Regions from separate parts of the Mus musculus genome. Here region 2 is linked to region 1. A link is a contact called in ENCODE Hi-C or POLR2A ChIA-PET data. All regions are on one chromosome and are shown on one strand. The core of a region is the stretch at or near the end of the contact, and the rest is flanking DNA. Distances in the headings are between cores, read along the strand shown.

Region 1 (5,499 bases), core at 1,614-4,113:
GATGGCTTGGAACTCCTAGAGATCCACCTGCCTCTGCCTCCCAAGTGCTGGGATTAAAGGTGGACAATATTTCCACAAATGTCAGCTTCACACAACATGTTTATTATCTTTAATTTTTCAGGACATGCCATAATTGGCTTCTCCATTTCAGGGTCTTTTTCCTTGTAAGGTCTTACAAGGCTACCATTATGGGCACAGTCAGGAAAGTGGCCTCATATGACACAGTTGTGTCAAAGGTCCATTTCTAAACTTAGATCAACCAGATTCAGTCTGTTGCTTTAACTGTATTCTCTTTGTCTGGCTGAAGGCTGCCTTCACCTCGAGGCCTCCCAAGTGTCTGTCACATGGGTTCCACGCTTGTGTCCTTAGTCAGAGTAGGAAAGATCCAGGAAAATGGACACTGAAATATTCTGGAGTATTGTTACAGAAATCTAACCTTCTGACTGTTCTTTTAAAGGCCTGGTTTGTAACAGAAAGACTTTTCCCAGTTCTGCCCTGAACAAGCTCAAATCAAGAGTCTTGCATTCGCCATTCCCCTCCAGCTCATGAAACTTCCTATGCAGTGAATTTTCAAAGGGCTCTGGTAATTCTGGGAGGAAAACTTCAAGATACTGTTTCTACTTTGATATGCTCGCTTCCCCTCACATTCAAAGGCAAATGTCTCTCATTCATGTTTTTTATGAAATCACCAAGGAAGTGAGCTGCCATAAATGTCTCCTTAAATGGGTCACACTCGTATGCAAGGAGTAATGGGTTATTTTTATAAAAAATTTAAAATCTCTGGGTATTTTTAAAACTGCCACTAATAGCGACTTCTATCTGCTGTGACCTGCTACTCTTCACAAGTGTCTTGTCAAGTTTGATTCCATCTTGGCTAATCCAGGAAGATTAGCCAGCTGTTCTAAACAAGTCCCTTTTTGTTGCTTCCAAGTTTATGCGACCTCATCACACTCCCCCTCGGGAGGACACAGCGTCAAGTCGTGGCCTGACCCCACCCTTCTGTTCACCTACTATAGAAACCCTGTGGTTTCCTGGGCATGAAGGAAATCCTCACATTGAAGGGAGTGGTTGGCAGCTTCTGATGTGAGGTCAGTGGCTATTTTGTCCCCAGTATAAGACTTCCCTTCGACCCAGCATCACCACATCTGAACTCCAGGCATTCTCAAAGGAGATTAGAGATCTCATATTGAAACCAGGGTCAATCTAGTTATATTTAAAACTCAAAAGTACGTGAATAGTGAAGACGCAGTTCTTGGTTTATATTCCGTGAAGCTCTTTGCTGCTTTCGTAAACAGAGGCAGTGATTTCTTTCAAAGTTACCGTCTGAGCAGAGCTTCTAGAAGGTTTTGAGTAATCATTTGTTGTTTAGAAATGGCAGCCTCTCTTACTTCTTCCTCTGCAGACCGAGTGTGTTTTGGTTCCAGCGCATGTGTTTGTCCATTTAAGAAACCCGACGAGACAGTGAGCACTTAGTTCTCTAAATTGTCCTTCGCTCTGTTTAATGTTTCCTGAAGCATGTTTGTGGTGCTGTGTGTGTGTGAGTGAGTGTGTGTGTGTGTGTGTGTGTGTGTGTGTGTAAGCCGGGGGACAATCTCAGGTATCCTTCTACAAGAACTGTCCACCTTGCTTTTAGAAGTAGGGTTTCTCACGGGCCTGGAACTCTCCAAGTAGCTAGGATGGCTGGTCTGCTTCCTGGCACTGGCATTATAAGCATATGTCACCATGTTTGGAAACATAGTACTTCCTGCCATCCTTACATTATCCCCAAATCTTCTCTTCTTAACGATTTTCTCCCCACTCTAAAAGATTTTTAAATTTTTTCCTTTTATAACAAATGAGCTTTTTTAAAAAATTAAATTGATTTTTTTTAATTTTATGTTCATTTGTGTTTTGCTTGTATGTCTGTATGAGGGTGTCTTGAAACAGGAGTTACAGACAGCTGTGAGCATCCATGCACATGGTTGCTAGGAATTGAACCCTGATCCTCTGGAAGAGCAGCTGGTGATCTTAACCACTGAACCATCTTTCTAGTCCCTCTAGCCTTTCTCATTTGCCTCTAGGTTCTTTCTTTTCATATAAGTTCTCCTTACATGTGTAGAAATGGAAGTTTTTAGGTGGAGTTCAAACTGGTAATTCCCTTTGCCTGGGCTCCCATCGACCTGCGAATTTAGCAAGTTCTATCTTTTCTAGGGATCTGGCTACATTCCCTGCTTGCCTTTTCTCTGCCCCTATAAGGATAGACTGGTGAATACTAATGTTTCTGCCCGTACTCGTGGCCCATGATTCCCTGTCAAGCAAGACTGATGGAGCCTCTTCTCCCAGGCCTCCCTGAAGTCTCCACATGGTTCAGTTGTTTTCCAAACTCCTAAGGCCCCAGTAAAGACTGCCCAGAGAAGAGGACAGTCTTGGTGTCTAGAATTGCTTAGCAGTTCTGGTCAAGAATATCTCTGAGGAGGAAGCCATTGTGGTCACAAATGCAAGCAGCATTCTTAAATCCCTGGTGGAACTGATGTGTTAGGCTCTGCTGTGGTCTTTTTCAGTTTACTCTTTATTCAGAGGAGAGGAGATGCAATTCACTAAGATCCCCGATTGCCCAATAGTGCTGTTCTGCCTGGTCCTACGGTCTCCTGTCTCTCACAGTGGACCTGGTGTAATGGAGGAGGAGTTTTGTAGCAGCACTAGTGACTTCATAGGACCTGGTCAGGAAGGCAGACAAAAAAGCCGGATGTCCTGTGAAAAGAGGGCACTCGGGATGTGGGCCACCAAACCAAGGTTAGTTCTTCCTGCTTCCAGCCAAATTGCAGAAACCCAGGCCAAAGGAGCTCTGGGCAGGAAGCCAGGCCTGGGTCACCTACTAACACCGTGGCTGGTGAGTACCCAGGGCACAGAAACTGAACCGAGGTTGACATTTTCAGTGACTCACACAGATGGAAAGGGTGAGCTGGCAGTGACCTGAGAGAATCTGAGCTGACTCATCGGTGGTTGCTGTGGGCTCCGGGGTCTTGGAGGAGGCTCCAGGGAGAGAATCTATCTCTGTGAGTGAAATCAAGAGTCACTGCTCTGACAAAAAGACTCCCTTGAGGTGACCGCATTCTGCACTGGAACTCAAAGACTCCACTAAAGGGAAAGGCGTGGCCTGCTTGATGAGGAGAGAAGTGTAGACAGTGGACTTCATATTGGGCCTGACATCCCTACAGAGTCTGAAACACCCCATGCCATCCAAATCGAGGATTCATCCGAGTGCCCCAGCAACCTCTTGTTCCACTCAGATGTGGGCTGGGCTCAGTCCATTTAAGATTTGGGGGCATACAGAGGGGTCGGCCAGCAAGTGTTCATTGTTCCTCCCAGGCAATGGGAGCAAGCAGGAGGCTTCAACGATGCCTCTATCGACTCTCAACAATGGTAGAATCCCTGGCCATAGCAAAGCCAACACCATAAGAACTGCAAATGAATCAGACCTCCATTTGGGTTGTCTGCAGGCCCCGTGCCTTCTCTTGTAGGGGCCCTGTCTGGGAAGTTAAGTTACAGGACTTTAAACCTCTAGAGTTTCATTCTCATCACATCACGTACCTAGTAGATCAGAATCCCAAGCATCCTTATCGGCCTTTGCAGCCCAGGAATTCAAAGCTATAGTACCTGGCCACTGATGTGCCTTCTTTCTGTTTAGATTCGTACTTACTGTAATCTACAGGGTTTAATGCAGATCAGTTTGAGGAGTAATGTGTTCTTAGCACAGAACTAGAAAGTCTTTCCTCTTATTATTAACATTGTGCTCGTCGGAGGTTTAGATTGTCTAGTGTTAACATATTGGTAGTGAATACATGTGTATATATCCAAACATTTACATTCCAGTTCCAGACTCAAAGCACATAGCTCTTCAAATGACTGACACCAGGAGGCAGAGATCATGTATGTGATGGCTAGAGCTTACCTGACCAGACCACGGGACAATGGATATTAACCCCTAAGGCTAGACTATGCATAAATCACAGTTGTATAAGGAGCAAGGTGAATGGACCATTCTGCCATCACCCACCGAGCTACCCTCAGTCCAGTAAGGCTTTGGAGATTCTCCAGGGCAGAAAGCGGAATGTGAACAGAAACAACCTTACATGGCACATTCGTGGAAAAGAAGCCTATTTAGGGAACAGATACCAGACAAAGAAATCCATTGGTGGTCATGAGACCATGACTACCGACCTTTGAAGTAAGAGAACCTTGGAATAAATAGCTGTGAGTCAAAAGGCATGGGGAATCCAAACCCCGTCTAGGTTTATGCAGCTCAGATTCCTAAAGAGCATAAACCTTTGCCATCTAAACTAGATAGATTATTAATTAGCCAATCGGGCAAGGCATGCTGTTTTTCTTTTTCTTCTTTCTTTTTTCTTTTTTTTCTTTTTCTTTTTTTAAAGAGTTAGATATTGCTTGAGCTTAAACCTAGGAAGGATGGCATGGCACAGAGCAAGTGTCCCTACCACTTGCTGAGAGTCAGAACAAAATATGAAAAGGAAGCTGGCACAGACACTGTGACTAATTATAATCCCTCCTGGAGAACCCACAGAGCCACTCTGCTGACCCATAGTGTTTCTTTGAAACTTCTCATTGTAGGAAGAAAGGTTATTTTCCTTATCTTTTACACAAAGAACGGAGACCTAAAGAGTTCAGCTGAAACCACACTGGTTGGTAAAGACAGGTTGGGTCTGCGTCCACTCTTGCAGAAGCACAGTGGCCACAGTTGGGGGTGAGGGAGGCCTGTAGACAGGGATTCTCCTGCTCTCCTAAGAGTCTTGCCTGCTGGAATCCTGCAATGGAAGGAAGCATTGACATCCATGAGACCAGCAGCTCATCACCCATCTTTCAAAGCAACCTCTGGACCCCTCAACTAGCTGACTTTTAATGCGTCAACACTATGTACTTTTTATTTTATTAGAAATTTCACGTTTTAAAAGAGATTATCATTTCCAAACCAAAATTTCCAAACAGAGCAATGAAGATGGCTCTAACATCTCATGTCATCAGCCACTAGCCTGATGTGCCAATAATAAAATGTTTTTCATTAACCTTAGCCCCGTGGGATGGGAAATACTATTTATTACCTTTAGTCTTCTACATGGAAAGAATGGCTCTGAAGTTGTATTGCAGGATGCGGGACTATATTACAAACAGAGGTTAAATTCAACGCAGAGGCTCTACAGCCCTGGCACAGTGAAGGACTGTGTGTAGGTGGCAGGTACATTCATAGCTGGGAGAGAAGCAGCCCTGGAGTCCAGGGTGACTTCTCCTAGTCATTGTTTGTAAGTTTCCTAACTTTGCTCTGCACAAAGGCTTCTGACTTTGACACTTTAGAAATAGGGGCTATTTAGGAAGCAGGAAACCTTTCCATAGATACCATCAGCTTTCTCCTGCCAGCCCTGGATCATGGCCAGCTAACCTCCGGGAAACAGCAGAACTGCAAGGCCATGTGTAAGGGGAGTTAGCCATGTGGAAGTGGGCTAGCCT
Region 2 (5,499 bases), core at 1,861-4,360, 79 kb before region 1:
ACTATAAACTCTCTTGGGGCAGCCTTGATCTTGTCTCCAGCTGAAATCCTGGTACCTAGAGATGACCATTTGTAGACTCTATGATGAATATTCGTTGGGATAAAAGAACTAAATAATGAAGCACTTGTCATTTCTGGAGGTTGAAAGTTAGACATTTGATTCTCATTTGTCATTTCTACCACGGTGCCACCAATGGCAGATATTTTTTTTTTGTATGTGTGAAACTTGGGATTACTCCTGGTAAGGTGTTATGTATCAGGAAACCTAACCAACCATTTGTCCTACAGGTTAAGTGCGGCTATTGCTAAAAGCAGGATATTTGATCTCGTTCCTGCTGATGTGTTTTAAGGCTGAAATGAAAGAGTGGGGCAGAGGATGCAGCTCAATGGTTAGAGGGCTCGCCTAGCATGCACGGAACCTTGGATTTAATCTCCAACACAGAACGAACAAGAGTGATCAAGTTGGTGAAGCCGTCTGGGAATCCCATGGCTTTTTTTCCCTTTCATTGAGAGACCAAATCTTTTGGGTTCAGACTCCATCTTAGAAAACCGGACCTCAAGGTTGAACTCAAGTTAACTAACAGGCTGGTTAGCACCAGTTTCCAGGCTACCCCCCAACAAGACCTGTGTCTAACACCAGTTTCTAGGTTATTCCCCATCAAGTTGCACCTCCAGGTTACAGGCCTGCCCCTGGCACTTCACTTCCTAACAACCACCAATCAGGAGGAAAGCAGAAGTTAAGTTTATGGTTTGGCTCCTAGCACCAGCCAATTACGTTAAAGGCCATAATGCCACCCAATCAGATGTGTACCAGGCTAGATACCTGCTTCTTGCCTCTATATGGGCTGGAGGCTCCCTCCTGTTCTCCTGCATCAGAGACAGTGGTGTGGCCCAAGCTCGAGCTTGAGTAAAGAGATCCTAGTGAGATTGCATTGGAATCAGCCCCTTGGTGATCTTTTGGGGGTTCATGATGTTTTCTGGCACAACACAATCACTAGTGTTCATTAGTTATAACACAATGGCCTGATACACCATGGGAATCCTTTATCGTCTCCTCAAGCCATGATACAAGAGACTGATACAATATCCACTTCCTCCAGGCAGGAGCGAGTGTGCAACAGACAGTGTGCCTGTCCATTCAACCTATTTAAGCCTTGTGCCAGCCAGTGGGCCGAGCACCCAGGATGTACTGACACGAGAGGAATTACCTTTGGCTTCTTGTTGGCTAGAAAGACCTAATGTGGCAGAGAGGCAATGACAACATAATTTGCCAAGAGCTGCTCTTGGAGACATATAATATTATAGAAGTCCATATAATAGAAGACAAGCCAAAAAATTATATAAGCATGGATCCAAAAAGTATAAGTGGAGATTGTTCAAGTGAAGGAATGTGGAAGTTTTCTGGGCCAAAAAAAAAACAAAACAAAACAAAAAAAAAAACCCTACCTATGTCAGAGAAGTGTGCAGTCACTGTCTTATTTCCACCTATCACTCTTCTCCCCTCTTCTGAAGTTATTCTCTAGCCTGCAGGTTAACCCAACCATCCACTGTGCCAATGGAGCTCTTTCAGGAACCGAACAGGAGCCAATAAGCAATGCATGCCACCAAGGAGTGGGGTCGGGAAGCAAGCCTACATTACACTGACAAACATTTGACTTTTCTGCAGAAAAAAATATTATGCCTCTTAGACTATTTTGGACTTTGTTAGAAGCATCTGAAATGGATGACACCAAGCTGTTTGCCTCAAACAGTGTCCCAAGCCTGAACCGGCAAGGATAATTTTCTGAGATTAAAATAGAAACTTCTTTTGCTAACAGAAGCAACTTGGAAATCAAAGAACTATTATTTTTCCTTTTCTTGCAGAAAAGTCCTGTTTTTACACATACTGATAAATCAGGATAGTGTAACCAAACTGGCACAGAACTTTTCGTTAACAATTTGAAGTAGCAGAAACCTTAAAATGATGCGAACGGAGTGACAGTTGAATGTACGGTAGCAAATACTTTCGATTAACATTTATGAGCACCTACTATGTGCCAGGCAATGTTGTAGGCACTAAACAAAGATAGCTCTTCTTGGAGAGTTTACATTACAACAGAAAGAAGACATAGATAAACAAATTATGCTGTAAGAGAAAAGATCAGTACAATGGGGGGGGGAAGGCAAAGTATGGCTGGACGTGACACCAGAGGGGAAGATAAGAATTTTAAACAGCATTCATATTTGGCTTTTAGGGTGACTTTTAGGCAAGGAAGTGAGATTCAGCTATACACACAACCTCTTCAATGCATGCCTAGAGGGTGCCAGGCCAGGAGATCATGGACTGAAGAGAGAGAGGACAGGACAGCCAGCCATTGGGGGTATGGCCTAAGGACGGGAATGATTTAAGTTTGAACGTATATTTATGAAAATCATTTCTTTTCAGTCCTTTGGTGCAATGCTTTTTATGATAGCTCAGTAACTACTTCAAATGGTTCTAAAGAGGTCCCCTCAAGACCAGCTACACCACAAGCTAAGTGGTAACTAACTCCCCTTCCTCTGGGGTGGAGCACTTGCCCTACCCACGGGGGTGCACCAAGTGGAGCTTCAGGACACAGACAGTTTTCCAAGGTTCTTCTCTTTCTCCTGAGCCCAGAGTTCTTCTTCAAAATTCGACCTGAGAGCCGAACCCCCCCCACCACACTCCCCACCCCCGTTAAAAGGTGCAGGGATATTCCAGCTCTGTAGGAGAAGCAATCTGGGTCTGCCTGCCTTCATCAGTCCAGGAACCCCTCCGGTAGGTGCAGAAAAGTTGGGTTCTCCCCTATAGACCACCTGTGTGTGTATGTGGGGGGGCATCTGTCTACCCCCACAGAACGCGTACTTCCACTTCCAACCCCACTGTCGCCCCAGCCTCTGGCGGCTGGGCTCACTTTTTCAGGCAGGTCACCCGACAAGCCCTCTCCCTAGCTCTGCTCCCAACTTTTCTCGCAGCCCGGGGGCAAGCGCCACCCGTGGCCGAGGCTGCCTGCGCGCCGCATCCCCGCCCCTGAGCCGCCCCTGCCCCTGGGGCCCGGGGAGGGGCGAGCCCCGGCGCGCGCCCAGGGCACCAGGGCGGCGGGGCAGGGAGGGCGGCGGGCTGCGCGGCGCGTCCCTCCCGCCTCGCCCCTCCCCGCGGGCGGCGCGGCTCCCGCCGCAGCGCCTCCCCTCGCCAGGAGGGAGCCGGAGGGGCTCTGCCAGCCCGCCGCAGACCTGCCCGGCTGCGCGCTGCGCTCTGTGCGTCCCAGCAGCCGCGGGTGCCGCGCCGAAGGCGGCCGGGAGATCCCGGGACGCGCAGCTCCCCGCAACCTTCAGCGTCCCCGCGTCCCGGTCCTCCGGCATGGCTGTGCTCCTAGCGGCGGTGCTCGCGTCCTCGCTCTACCTGCAGGTGGCTGCCGACTTCGACGGGAGGTGAGGCGGGTCTCGGGTGCCCTCCCCTTTCCCTCAGGGACCTCGAGTGGAGCAGCCTGGCTCCGGGCTCAGGAGAAAGAGAGGCTCGTGCCCCGTGTGCGGTGAGAGCGGGCAGGAGCAGGGACACAGGTGACGCGTGGAGCGTCCCTACAGCCAGTGATCAGGATGGACTGTGTCCCGAGGGGAAACTTGCAGGTGACCCGGCGATTCGACAAAGGGTGGCGGCGAGGACCGTACTTGGAACAAATGGCACCCGAGGGCTCTCGGTTTGTGGTTCGGAGGGGGGACGGTGTACACAAGCTTAACATGAGTACTGAGAGGAGGCGCTCGGGGTGCGTGTGTGTGTGTGTGTGTGTGTGTGTGTGTGTGTGTAGCACGCGGCACCGCTCAGACCTGGCGGGCCTGACTGTTGCTTGCTCTGACAGGTCCCAACAACCTCCGGCAGGGTCTCTGCTGTCACTCAGCGTGTCCCCCCAAGGCAGCGCACCGCGCGATCTCCCCGGAGATCCCGGGCTCAGTCCCCACTGAAGGCCTCAGCTGGACAGGTTTCCCGCTGGCTCACACCACCACTCACCCCTGTCCCCATCCCTCAGAGCTTGTCCCAGGGCTGCCTTGAAGATGCCGCACCTGTTTTACCTGCAATCTTGGAACGAATCAATTCCAGGATTGATTGGCTTTCCTGTCCCTGGAGGGGACCAGAGGAAAAGCCTCGGAGCGCGGAAGAAAAAGGCACCCGCTCCCGGTTCACCACCTGGTCGGAGGAAATAGAAGTTGGGGTTGTTTTGTACTTTGAGCCTGAGGGTAAAGCGAAGATGAATTGAAGAGATAAAGAGTTTAAAGAAGAGTGGAAAGCAGCCAGAGGCTAAGCCTTTTATTTTCCAAAAGCAATTCTTTGCCCACATTTGGATTTGTGGTGCATTACTTTGGGGCACACATATTTACAAAGAAACACACACACACACACACACACACACAGCCTAGGTGTCCATTTACAAAGAAACACACACACACACACACACACACACACACACACACACACACACACACACAGCCTAGGTGTCCAGAAAGTCTGGTAGGTGTGAATCTAAACAGGCTAACAGTCACAGGTGTAAGTGTGATCTGATGCATAAATCTGCATCCTAAACTTGGAGTCTCTCTGGGTACACTTTACATCGGAGAGGGAAATAATGTGGATTGCTGATGCAGACAGCTTGTAAAATACGAGGACACTTGAGACACTCTTCACGGCCTGGTTTTGGGCTTTTCTTACAGCAGTGGTGGGGAAGAGGAGGAGGAGGAGGAGGCAGTTGTATAGAAAGAGCTTGGTTGGTTGCATTTGATTTTTGAATAAGCTCCTCTTCTTGCCCATTTCCTTATCTGCCCTTTATACGAAGCAAACATTCTTTCTGCTCTGACAGATCTGTTATTCAGCACATTTCAGCGTCCCGGTGCATTAGTCAAAACTGCCCCCTCCTCCCCGCCCCCAACAGCTGTGAGTCTGGCTAATCTGTTTTATTTCAAGCTTTCAGAAACCATCCCGTGAATAGTAGCCTGAGCTTTCTTGGTTGCAGCCAACCTGGTTTCTTCTCCCTACTCCTGTGGGCTGGGTGTGTGTACATTTAACTTTACAATTAGAAATTAGATCACTGTAGGACTACTACTGGGAAGGTGTCTTATTCTCCAATTCCTTGCAGGCAGTAAGGAGCTTGTAGAAAATTACTGGGTGTGGTTTAAGTATATATACATTTTCTAAATAAAACAAAGGGGAAATTATTTTAAATCTCAGGTGTCTTTATTTATTTTAAATATTTTGTTTGTTTGGTAGGTGGCCCAGGCAAATAGTTTCTTCAATCGGCCTATGTCGCTATGGAGGCAGGATTGACTGCTGCTGGGGCTGGGCCCGCCAGTCCTGGGGACAGTGCCAACGTGAGTATCGGGGCTGGAGACTCCTGTTCCTTGGTGTGTGTGTGTGTGTGTGTGTGTGTGTGTGTGTGTGTGATGGTTCTAGACTTTACTCTGCACTTTGGAGGGCTTACCATTACTGAATAAGTCTTAACTGTGCAGATCTGAC

The links. A loop is a pair of places that touch in the nucleus more often than their neighbours do. ChIA-PET counts read pairs that join two places held with the same protein, here RNA polymerase II (POLR2A).
Region 2: POLR2A ChIA-PET joins it to region 1 with 36 read pairs in Patski. The contact joins the promoter of Npnt here to the enhancer-like site in region 1. A Hi-C loop is called at or near these places in 1 of 37 maps with a recorded cell type or tissue (Patski). POLR2A ChIA-PET finds 5 or more read pairs at or near these places in 1 of 5 experiments (Patski).

The regions. Positions count from the first base shown.
Region 1 is chr3:132,868,940-132,874,438 of GRCm38, reverse strand. All of the region lies in intron 1 of Gm29811 (predicted gene, 29811), which reads left to right. Among named protein-coding and RNA genes, the nearest start is that of Gm29811, 6.9 kb to the left of the region's middle. Within about 2 kb of position 2,863, at least 1 of the 3 ENCODE cell types and tissues checked has a DNase peak (open chromatin) inside an H3K27ac peak, as active enhancers do.
Region 2 is chr3:132,947,902-132,953,400 of GRCm38, reverse strand. It overlaps Npnt (nephronectin), which reads left to right and starts at 3,110. Exons shown (of 14, transcript NM_001287101.1): 1 at 3,110-3,428; 2 at 5,254-5,354. The coding sequence starts at 3,358.